Linked DNA regions of Mus musculus: region 2 is linked to region 1. The links are chromatin contacts, found by Hi-C in ENCODE. All regions are on one chromosome and are shown on one strand. The core of a region is the stretch at or near the end of the contact, and the rest is flanking DNA. Distances in the headings are between cores, read along the strand shown.

Region 1 (6,220 bases), core at 2,207-4,706:
CTTCAGTGCAGTAGCTGGATATAAAATTAACTCAAACAAATCAGTGGCCTTTCTCTACACAGAGGATGAACAGGCTGAGAAAGAAATTAGGGAAACACCCTTCACAATAGTCACAAAAAATATAAAATACCTTAGTGTGACTCTAACTAAAGAAGTGAAAGAGCTGTATGACAGGAACTTCAAGTCTCTGAAGAAAGAAATTGAAGAAGATCTCAGAAGATAGAAAGATCTCCCGTGCTCATGGATTGGCAGGAATAATATAGTCAAAATGGCTATCCTGCCGAAAGCAATCTACAGATTCGATGCAATCCCCATCAAAATTCCAACTCAATTCTTCACTAAATTAGAAAGGGCTATTTGCAAATTGATCTGGAATAAAAAAAAAAAAACCCTAGGATAGCAAAAACTATTCTCAACAATAAAAGAACCTCTGGTAGAATCACCATGCCTGACCTCAAGCAATTGTGATAAACACTGCATGGTACTAGTACAGCTTGCTTGTACTAGCACACCATGCCCAACTACAGAGCAATTGTGATAAAAACTGCATGGTACTGGTACAGCGACAGACAGGTAGATCAATGGAATAGAATTGAAGACCTAGAAATGAACCCACACACCTACGGTCACTTGATCTTTGAACAAGGGAGCTAAAACTATTCAGTGGAAAAAAAGAGGGCATTTTCAACAAATGGTGCTGGCACAACTGGCGGTTGTTATGTATAAGAATGCGAATTGATCCATTCTTATCTCCTAGTACAAAGCTGAAGTCTAAGTGGATCAAAGACCTCCACATAAAACCAGAGACACTGAATTTTATAGAGGAGAAAGTGGGAGGAAAGCCTTGAAGATATGGGCACAGGGGGAAAATTCCTGAACAGAAGAGCAATGGCTTGTGCTGTAAGATCAAAAATTGAGAAATGGGATCACATAAAATTGTAAAGCTTCTGTAAGGCAAAACACACTGTCAATAAGACACTAAGGACAACAACAGATTGGGAAAGGATCATTACCAATGGTAAATCTGGTAGCAGACTAATATCCAATAAATACAAAGAACCCAAGACGCTGGACTTCAGAAATTCAAATAACCCCATTAAAAATGGGCTCCAGAGCTAACCGAAGAATTCTCAACTGAGAAATACCAAAGGGCTGAGAAGCACCTGAAAAATGTTCAACATCCTTAATCATCAGGGAAATGCCAATCAAAACAAACCTAAGATTCCACCTCACACCAGTCAGAACGGCTAAAATAAAAAACTCAGGTGACAGCAGATGCTGTCGAGGATGTGGAGAAAGAGGAACATTCCTCCATTGCTGGTGGGATTGCAAGCTTGTGCAACCACTCTGGAAATCAGTCTGGCCGTTCCTCAGAAAATTGGACATAGTACTACCAGAAGATCCAGCAATACCTTTCCTGGGCATATGCCCAGAAGATGCTCCAACTTGTAATAACGATACATGCTCTACTATGTTCATAGCTGCCTTATTTATAATAGCCAGGAGCTGGAAAGAACCCACATGTCCCTCAGCAGAGAAATGGATACAGAAAATGTGATACATTTACACAATGGAGTACTACTCAGCTATTAAAAACAATGCATTTATGAAACTCTTGGGCAAGTGGATATATCTGGAGGATATCATCCTGAATGAGGTAATCCAATCACAAAAGAAGTCACTTGATATGCACTCAGTGTTAAGTGGATATTAGCCAAGGAACTTAGAATACCCAAGATACAATTTGCAAAACACAAGAAAATCAGGAAGAAGGAAGACCAACATGTGGATACTTCATTCCTCCTTAGAATAGGGAACAAAATACCCATGGAAGGAGTTACAGAGACAAAGTTTGGAGTTAAGATGAAAGGATAGACCATCCAGAGACTGCCCCACCTGGGAATACATCCTATAATCAGTCATCAAACACAAACACTATTGCATACGCCAGCAAGATTTTGCTGAATGGACCCTGATATATCTGTTTCATGTGAGCCTATGCCAGTGCCTGGCAAATACAGAAGTAGATGCTCACAGTCATCTATTGGATGGAACACAGGGCCCCCAATGTAGGAGCTAGAGAAAGTACCCAAGGAGCTGAAGGGGTCTGCAACCCTATAGGTGGAACAACAATATGAACTAACCAGTAACCCCAGAGCTCGTGTCTCTAGCTACATATCTAGCAGAAAATGGCCTAGTTGGCCATCTTTGGGAAGAGAGACCCCTTGATCTTGCAAACTTTATATGCCCCAGTACAGGGGAATGCCAGGGCTAAGAAGTGGGAGTGGATGAGTAGGGGAGCAGGGCTGGGGGAGGTTATAGGGGACTTTCGGGATAGAATGAAACGTAAATGAAGAAAATATCTAATAAAAGATTGAAGGAAAAAAAAAAGCAAAGGCACTGACTCTTTTTAAACAAAGACCATTTTATCCAAAGTTTATCTAAGGATTCACCATTGTGGTCCACGGGTCCACCTGCCATAAAACATCACCTTGAGAAATGCCCTCTTGATGTCCTTGTTTCTCAGACTGTAGACCACAGGGTTGAGCAATGGTGTAAAAGCAGTATAAAAGAGTGAGATCTGCTTGTCTCTTTCAGAAGAGCTGCTGGAGTTGGGTCTCATGTAGATGTAAGTAGCAGGAAGATAGAAGAGTGTAACCACAGTCAGGTGGGAGGCACAGGTAGAGAAAGCCTTGCAGCGCCCCTGGGTGGACTTAATCTTGAGAATTGCCTTGGCAATATGAATGTAGGAAGCCACAATGAGGGAAATTGGAGTAACAACTACAAAAACACTCAAGACCAAGTCCACCATCTCTACAAAGTGAGTATCCATGCAAGCCAAGCTACGCACTGAAGGACCTTCACACAAGTAGTGGTTGACCCTGTTGGGCCCACAATATGGCAGACTCATGGTGAAGAAAGTATTCAATAAAGAGGAAAAGAAACCACAGATCCAAGTCCCTGCTGCCAAACGTATGCACAGGTCCCAGTTGAGGATAACAGTATAGCGCAGTGGATAGCAAATGGCCACATACCGGTCATAAGCCATGACAACAAAGAGGATGCTCTCTGTCATACCCAGGGCACCAAACACGTACATCTGCAGCCAGCAGCTAGCAAAGGAGATGGTCTGAGAGTGAGCAAGAAGATGCACCAACATCTGGGGCATGGTGGTGGTGACATAGCCCATATCCAACAGGGAGAGGGTAGAGAGGAAGAAGTACATGGGAGTGTGCAGCTGTGTGTCCAGGCATACCAGCATGATGATGAGCCCGTTGCCCAGGACTGAGCTCAGGTAGATGAGAAGGAAGACAATGAAGAGGATGCTGTTGGTTGTGGAATCACTGGAGAAGCCAAGCAGGATGAACTCAGAAACCCAACTTTGGTTTTGTCCTGACATCCTCCACATGGTAGAGACTGTAAGAGAATCCATTATTCTATGTGTTGTCTGACACATGGCAGCAGTAGAGGCAGAAAGGGGAGATATAGGCTGAGGAGATGGTTCAAACATGAAGCACTGATGCTGTTCCAGGGTACCAGACAGCTCAAAGCTATCTAGGTCCACTTCTCAGGAGCCTGATGCCCAGCTCTTACCTCCGCAGTCCAGACACACACTTGGTGCATAAGCATGCATATACGCAAAATCCATATACATAAAATGAAGCACAATAGTTTTTATTCAAAAATAAATAAAGATTGCAATGTGGCTTCTAAGCTCTGTGATCAGTTCCTGTACACTCTTCTCACGTTACTGAAGCTCCCAGTGGCGCAGTCTCTTCAGCTATCTAATGAAGCTGATTACAGTCATGACTTGGGATTATGAGGAATATCTGAAGCATCTCATGTAACTCCTGGAAACACCACACAACACATGACAGGTCACATGTTGTCTCACACACTCGATCTGTCTCTGGGAAGGCAAAGAAAGGGGATCCCTGAGTGAGTGCCCTAGTGACACTGAAATGATGTGCACTGGGTTCAACTGAGAGATTCTACCTCAATGAATAAGGTGAGAGCAATTGAGGAAGAATCCCATGTCAGACTCCAAACACACTCACACACACTTACACAGACACACACATGCACACTTTTGCATACACATATGCACACACACACAGCCAACCACACACACATACACACCAAACATATGCAAAAAAGAGCAAACTAACAGATGAAGCAAAAAGTACCTGTGTGAATTAGACACAGGCCCCCACACATACAGACATAATAGTAAGGATAGATATGTTTGCATGAAATATGCTGCAGACATTGTAGTCTTCTCAGGGAATGCTGGTGGATCCTGACATTATTCAAGCAGGAAAATTCTTTCTTCCTTTTTAACTTCCATATCCCTTTACCCACAAAAAGTCAATTCTGGACATACCGTAGATTTGAGTGGTAATTCTAAAAAAATTAAATGTTTAGAATCAAACCTGATAAATATACGTATCATTTTAGGGTATGAGAAGGTAAAATTTCTTTAAGAGAACTTTCCATGGAGGGAAAAAATAATGGTAAGCAATAAAACCAAAAACGAAGAACTCAAAATATTTGTAGAAAGACTTAAAGAAACAGAACTTCGGATGCTCCAGGAGAACAGAGAACACTATTGAAGGCATTTCACGGAGGCAGCTGTCTATTGGGCACTGATGAGGGTAAGAGGTTCTCAGCTCCATCACTCATCTGGACATTGCAGAGGACACCACAGAGCCACGCCCACCTCTGCTTCTCAAGCTCACATCCCCACGCACCTACCAGCATGGCTGCAGTAACACGTGTCTAGTATCAACAAGGGTAACTAGATCCAACAGTGGAGAAAATTAAAGTAATCCCTTTAGTGGTGTTTGGATGTGCTCCCTAAGGTTAAGCACACTCAATGCATTGTCCAACGATACCAATATTAAGTATAATTCTGAAACAATATGTAAGCACATAGCCATATACAAATGTATGATCAAGGAAAGACATGTTAAGGAGATTTCCAAACACTACTCTAAATAGTCTGAAGTAGGACTCCACTCATATGCTGATGAGAAAGACAGTGCTTAAGGCAGGCGTTGCTTTTGATGGGAGTAGAAACATGAAAGAGACTTGAAGCCATCCCCAGCCTTCACTTTCTGTGTCCTGATCCTTTCTCCTGACCAGTCACTGCTCATCACCATCACAGCTGTCCTTTTTTTCACCCAGGTCAGGAGGCCATCTTCTCCTCTGGTATTTTTGTATCTGTTTCCATGTGACTCTTACCTCTAAATTATCCTTCCTCAATGCTGTTTTTCTTTTTTTTAATTCAAATAATTTTTCAGGGGCTGGAGAGATGGTTCAGCAGTGAGGAGCACTGACTGTTCTTCCAGAGGTCCTGAATTCAATTCCCAGCAACCACATGGTGTCTCACAGCCATTTATAATGGGATCTGATACTGCCTTCTAGTATGTCTGAAGACAGTGACAGTGTATTCGTTTAAAAAAATAAGTCTAAAACATATCTTAACAACTTTTTTTTGTACAATACACTTTAACCATATTCTTCCCCTCCCCCACTTCTCCCAGATCCTCCACACTCAGCTTCGTGTTCTTTCTCCTCCCAAATTCTCTTTCAAAACAAAAGATAAAAAAGAAACAACAAAATCTAAAAAACAACCAAAACCTACAACAACAAACAATACCTACAAGAAAGAAACCAGCAAGCAAACAAAACAAAAGCAATGCCGTGGAGTCACTTTCTGGTTGGCCAGCTTCTCCTAAGGATGTGGCTTACCTTGGGGTGTGACTGATATACACAGTGAGACTCTCCTGGAGAAAAATATCCTCCTCATTCCTAGTGGGTATCAATTATAAATAAGTTCTTGTTTAGGGGCAGGATTTTGTGTCCACTTTCCTCTCTCAGGGCTGGGCATCCATCTGCCTCAACTCATTACTCATGAGACTGCTACAGGGTTATTCAAGAATTTTCAAGCTGGTCCAATGTGGCCCCAGCTGAAAGCCTTCTAACAGTTCTGAAGCCCCATCATTTGAGGCAGACATGCTGCTCATTCCTAACCTGCCTGCTCTGTGAAGACTAAGCCTCAGGATGCAGCTGTCTCCTCCACCTCCCCTGTCTCCAGGCACAAATCTCCATGTAAGGACTCTGTGTGTCCTGTACATCTTTGCCTCTCTCCCACCTTAGGCCACAGCTCTGCCAGGAAGCCTTCCCTTCTGTGCTACCACCTTCCACCCCTAACCCA
Region 2 (6,220 bases), core at 1,494-3,993, 59 kb after region 1:
AATCCCTTCCCATTGTTTCATTCTGCCTTTCAATGCATCCACCAGATCTTCACACAGGCATACACTAGGGAAATCTCCCCAGGAGAGCTGGTCTGTGGCTAGTCATCCACCTCTGTCCTAGGAGCTCTGGTCTGTGCTCAACTAGATGGACACTGTGAAGACTTTACCTTCACCGCCCACTTGAGAGCCCATTTGCCAGAGCAGAGAAGGTAATGACTAAAAGAGTCAGGCTCTGAGGCTGGACCATCCGAACTCCAATTTCTCCCATGGCGACCTTGTAATCTGGAACAAACTGTCCTCTCTGGACCTTAGATTTCTACATATAGCACATGAGTAAAATCCTTCCTCCAGTGAATTGATGTTATGTTAGCCTAAAGCTAGTAGAAGAATGGCTGGCATATACAAATTACCCAAAAATATTAGGTTTTTTTTTAATTACAAAGGTAGGGGAACACACATGCTGCTACACTCTACCATAGATAGTTTGTTCTTACTTGTCTGGGAATTCAGTTACTAGGAGAAGAAGGAAAACCCCTCTAGAAGTCTTCAGATTTTATCTGGCTAATGAACAAGAACTACAGGATTTATCCTACCTGAGTTGGGTCTGGGAGGTGGCAGCACAGCAGGCAAGGCTTCCTGGCCAAGCTGAGTCCTGCTGTGTGGGCATCACTGGGCAGGTGTTGGTCCCCACTCTATAGTGAGGTGCTAGGTGCGTGCCTTGCAGTTTGAGAGAAGCAGAGGTGTCCAGGATATCCGGAGCTTTTGCATAGAGACTTGAGAGTGGAGAGAGAGGAATGGAGAAGACAGCTGTGTGTTGTGATTGGAGTCTTCAGTGAGTAGAGCATTGGGGTTTACTATTGTCATTGTGGTAGGTGAGTGGTGTAGGGAGCCTCAGGGATGACAGGAGCCTGTGTGGCTGTTTACACTGTGGTCTCACAGCTTCTCAGTGCTTATTGAGATAGCCACATTGCAGAAATATCCTTTACATTAATTAATTTATATTTATTTATTTATTCCTTTTTCTATTGGGAAGTCTGTTTTTTTGTAAGGCTCCTCTACAAATAATTCCTTGTAAGAATCTTTGGAGTAATTCTTTTTTGATACTGTCTGATTTATTGCTTTTTTTGTCTGGGGAAACTATTTTATATTGCCTTCTTAAAAGAATCTTTACCCACTAAAGATAAAAATACTCCATTGGTTTTGATTCTAAAATTTGGTTGTTTTATAACCGTATTTTAAACCAGTGGTAGACCTGGAATTGAGTCTTGTGTGTGCAGAGGGAGGAGGATGTGATACAGAAAGGAGAGTTTTCATCAATGAATACACACACAATCCACCAGCATCTATTGGAGATACTATGGTAGCTCCTGGCCACTGTAGAATGCCTTCCATCAAAAACCATTTGACTGTTGTGGGGGTCTGTGTCTGAATTTTTTCTGTTCTGTTCTGTTCTGTTCTGTTCTGTTCTGGTGTTTTTGGTTTTTGTTATTGACTTTTTGTTTTGAAAATGGTGTGGGGTGTGGGGTGTGTGTGTGTGTGTGTGTGTGTGTGTGTGTGTGTGTGTGTGTCTTGCATGCTGGCACTGTCCCCCAGCACAGGAGGGAATCAATCTTCTCCTTCTACCTTGTGGCTTCACAGATTGCACTGGGGCCATTGGGCTTGGCCTCAGGCCAACTTTCCTGATGAGCCATGTTCTCATCCCTCACTGATTTATTTTTAGTGTTATAAATTAGCTATTTATAGTGCCTCATGTAACTCAGGTTAGCTTCAAACCCATTATGTGGCCTAGGACTGAATGTTCTTCCTCTACATCTTCATGTGCTGGGATGACAGATGTGTCAGCACCATATAGAGCCTGTGTAATCTGAACAGAGAGTCAAACTCTAATGAAGAGGCTGTTGCATAAAGCATGTGCAGTCTATTAGTGCAACCACCTGACAGAGTTTGCATGAAGAGGACACCATGCAGGGAAGACATTGCCTGTTCAGGGCTGGACTGTAGACACAGCTGACGCAGAGCTATAGGCAGTGCAGGTTGGAAGTGCTAGGACTACAGTTGCTGTGCAGGTAATGGGGACAATGTGGCACTCGTCATGCTGGGTCCAGTGAGACCACATAATTGAACACTGCCAGTCATGACATGTCTGCTACCTTTCAAGACCAGGGAGGACTCAAGACCAGGGAAGAAAGACTAAAGAACAGCAAGGAAGAACTTTAGCAGCTACAGAAGATCTTTCCTGCTCTTGGTGCAGCTTAGGGCCTCTTATGTCCCTCTGGTAATGAAGGCTCAGGTTGCACAGCTGATTCAGAAAAAAGGTGCCTTGGTGCGAAGAGAGACCACTTATACACAGGACACAGGCTCTACAAGGTGGATAACCACTTCAGGTCTAGGGGCTTCTGAGGCATGTGTTCTTGAGTGGGTGAGAGATTAATGCACACAATAGAGTAGAATGAGTGTATGAGGCAGCACAGGACATACAATGCGTTATGAGGTGTTTCCAGAGTTATGTGAGATACTTTAAATAGTCACAGTACTCTCAAGACATGAGTATCACCAGCCCCGTTTTACAGATGAAGAGACTGAGGGGTTGTTAAGCAACTTGAGAAGAGTGTACAGAAACTTAGCAGTAAGCTCAGAATAACCACCCCAGTCTTCTGGCCTCTGCAGATACCAATCTTCTGGGCTGCACTGTTTCAGGTGTTACATATATGGCTGGAAGCCTCTCACAGACCTTGCATTTTGGATGATTCCAGGGCAAAACCAAAGTTGGGTTTCTGAGTTCATCCTGATTGGCTTCTCCAGTGACCCCACGACCAACAGCATCCTCTTCATTGTCTTTCTTCTCATCTACCTGAGCTCAGTCCTGGGCAATGGGCTCATCATCATGCTGGTCTGCCTGGACACACAGCTGCACACTCCCATGTACTTCTTCCTCTCTACCCTCTCCCTGTTGGATATGACCTTTGTTACCACCACCATGCCCCAGATGTTGGTGCATCTTCTTGCTCACTCTCAAACCATCTCCTTTACTGGCTGCTGGCTGCAGATGTTTATGTTCGGTGGCCTGGGTATAACTGAGTGCACCTTCTTTGTTGTCATGGCTTATGATCGTTATGTGGCCATTTGCTATCCACTGAGCTATACTGTCATCCTCAACTGGGGCCTCTGCATACGGTTGGCAGCAGGGTCTTGTATTTGTGGTTTCTTTTCCTCTTTATTGCACACTTTCTTCACCATGAGTCTGCCATATTGTGGGCCCAACAGGGTCAACCACTACTTGTGTGAAGGTCCTTCAGTGCGTAGCTTGGCTTGCATGGATACCCACATCATTGAGATGGTGGACTTGGTCTTGAGTGTCTTTTTGGTCGTTACTCCAATCTCCCTCATTGTGGCCTCCTACATTCGTATTGCCATGGCAATTCTCAAGATCAAGTCCACAGAGGGCCGCTGCAAGGCTTTCTCTACATGTGCCTCCCACCTGACTGTGGTCACATTCTTCTATGCTCCAGCCACTTACACTTACTTGAGGCCCAACTCCAGTTACTCCCCTGAGAGAGACAAGCAGATCTCACTCTTTTACAGTGCTTTTACACCATTGCTCAACCCTGTGGTCTATAGTCTGAGGAACAAAGACATCAAGAGGGCATTTCTCAAGGTGATGGGTTATGGCAGGTGTGCCAGTGGACCAGGATGGTGATCCTTTGATAAACATTGGATAAAATGTTCTTTGCTTAATACTGAAACAGTGCATTTGTTTTATGTGAGCAAAATTGTGCATTTTATACAACATATAACTTAGGACAACATTCCTGAAAGACAGCATGCTGTATTGATAGGTGACTATACCACAGTTAAACAGAAAACATAAATATTACTGATTCTGCATGCAAAGACTCCCTTGGGGCTCACTTTCATTAGTGGTAGATTGCAAGTCTCCTTGTGTAGTCAGGCTGAGATCCATCCATCATTAACAGAAGCAAAGGAATAGTGGATACAGCCTTTAAACCTAAGCTTCTCAATAGTGATCCCCACATCTGTGCACGCATTATTCTGGCAAGGAGAGCATCATGGTCCAACCTGACAACAAGATGTTGGGATTTACTTTACTTCCACAGAGAAGCAATGAAAGTCATGTGACACTGGACTGGTGTGTACTCTTCCTATACAGGCAAGTGAAAAATTAGCAGCAGTTTTGCAACCTGCCGTATTTTCTGACTGGCAACTGCATACATGTAAGCCAGCAGGAAACATGTCATTAGTGATGCTGTAATAGACACAGCAGAGGCTGATGTGCTGTAGGCTAAGTAATGCAGCACAGGTTCTCATTATTAAAATTAAAGCAATGGTGTGTGGAACAGAAGGGGTGCAGACAAGAGACCAAACTTCCTGCCTAAATCCAATGGAGTCTGTGGTCCAACATGATGAAGTCTGCATTATGTGGTCATATGGAAGTTAAGGGAGCTAGATTTCATGGCAGAAGTCCCAATTATTGCTGCAGGTGACATGCAGCATCCGAGGACACGTCTCCCCTGTGACTGCTGATCTTGGTCCTTTTCTACACGGAGGTGGTGTGCATCCTTTTCCTATCAGCTCCAGAGTCGCTCTTGTCTGGCCAATCAGCTAATTCCTCTGTGATACAGGCGTGAACTAGTCTTTCCCTAATGATGCCCTGCTTATAATTTGTTTGCAATCATGTTTGGGGTGACAGTGAAGACAATCCATTCATAGTTAGGATTTATTATGTTTGTGGGTTTATGTTATTAAAAAGTCTAACCCTTCCCGTACTGGCTTCAAACTTTCAATGTACCTAAAAATAATCTTGAGTCTCCTGTGTCCACCTCCCATTACTGTGATTTTGTGCTTATGACACAAGACCTGGTGATATTTTGGTTTGTAGACAATGTCCTTAGTATCACTGATGTCTCACTGTGGTTAAATACAACTCAGCCACTTTATCTCTGTCTCATGGGATATATTCCAGAAGGCATTTCCTGATGAAAGTTCATGAAAAATTCTCTTATGTTTTAAAAGTTTCATTTGCATTTTGATTCATTTTGTGCACAGTATGTGGCCAGGGTCCAATTTAATGCTTTTGTGTGTGGATATCCATTGTCTCATCACTGCCCTTTGACAACAGTCCTTGTCTCATTGCGTGATATTTACATCCCTGACTATTATTGGTTGACAATACAGATTAGTGCTTATAATGATATGACTAACATAATGCTATTCTGTTGTGACTCCATTTTATGTTTTTTGCATGATTATCTAACCTCTACCTCCCTCCCTACAATTATCACATCTAACTTGCAAACACATCTGAGATTCTCATGCCATTGACTATATTACAGATATATTGACCAAAATAATTGTCACGATATGTCTAAAATGCCTATGATTCTATTCAGGAAGAAACAATTCAAGGTTCCTCTGACCATCGTCTAACTCTGACTTATGTCAATGGTTTTTGATTTTAAAAACTGTATCTCTGAACTTAGGCACCAAGAGGTTCTTCAGAGGCTCAAGCCCACTCTTTTTCTGACCATCAATAAAAAGGCCTTACAACTCTTAATTGCTTAATCATCATGGTTGTCAACAACTCTCTTGTGTGTGTCATTACAAGGTCTGGTGTGTCAGATACAGTCTATTAAATTCCATGTGAACCTTTTGCTGATGTCATTCCTGTTTGGTTGCTATGGCATTGAGATTGGAAATCAGGAACACTCCGATCTTCTTTTTTAAAGATTGTTTTTGTCTCTTTGGGATGTCTGCAATTTCCATTGAAATTTAGGATCCATTGGTAATTTCAAAAAAGTGGGAGCTAGGACAATGGTAGAGATACAAAGAATTTGTAGGAAAAGTTAGGACATGTTGGCATCTTAACCATAGGAATTGTAGCATTGAAGAAACCAGAAGGCATTATATGACCACATGTCATCAGTACCCATGATGAACTAGGTGTTAGTTATCATACAATGCCAGTGTGCAGACACAGAGAACACTAATAGTCCATTTAAACACAGGAAGATTGCTTGAGAAAGTAGTCCAAGTTTCTTACTGCTGCTAAATCCTGACCATAATCTGAACTGGTGCTCTCTATGGGCATTCCTGTATGGTGGACTGAGGGGAAGCACAAACTCATTCTGGTTACAGACCATTCTGTATACTGGGCCCACGGTAACTGGAAGTGGATAGCTTAAGCACTGTGTTGTGTATCTTG

Evidence for each region. Hi-C counts contacts between places; a loop is a spot of excess contacts on that map.
Region 2: a loop to region 1 is called in a map of mouse trophoblast stem cell, with 1.9 times the contacts of the local background. The contact joins the promoter of Olfr1331 here to the promoter of Olfr1335 in region 1. A Hi-C loop is called at or near these places in 4 of 37 maps with a recorded cell type or tissue (Patski, left cerebral cortex and mouse trophoblast stem cell).

Annotation. Positions count from the first base shown.
Region 1 is chr4:118,806,406-118,812,625 of GRCm38, forward strand. Olfr1335 (olfactory receptor 1335) reads right to left here and starts at 3,457. Exons shown (of 1, transcript NM_207703.1): 1 at 2,450-3,457. The coding sequence starts at 3,457. The coding sequence ends at 2,450.
Region 2 is chr4:118,866,040-118,872,259 of GRCm38, forward strand. Olfr1331 (olfactory receptor 1331) reads left to right here and starts at 2,744. Exons shown (of 1, transcript NM_001011856.2): 1 at 2,744-3,697. The coding sequence starts at 2,744. The coding sequence ends at 3,697.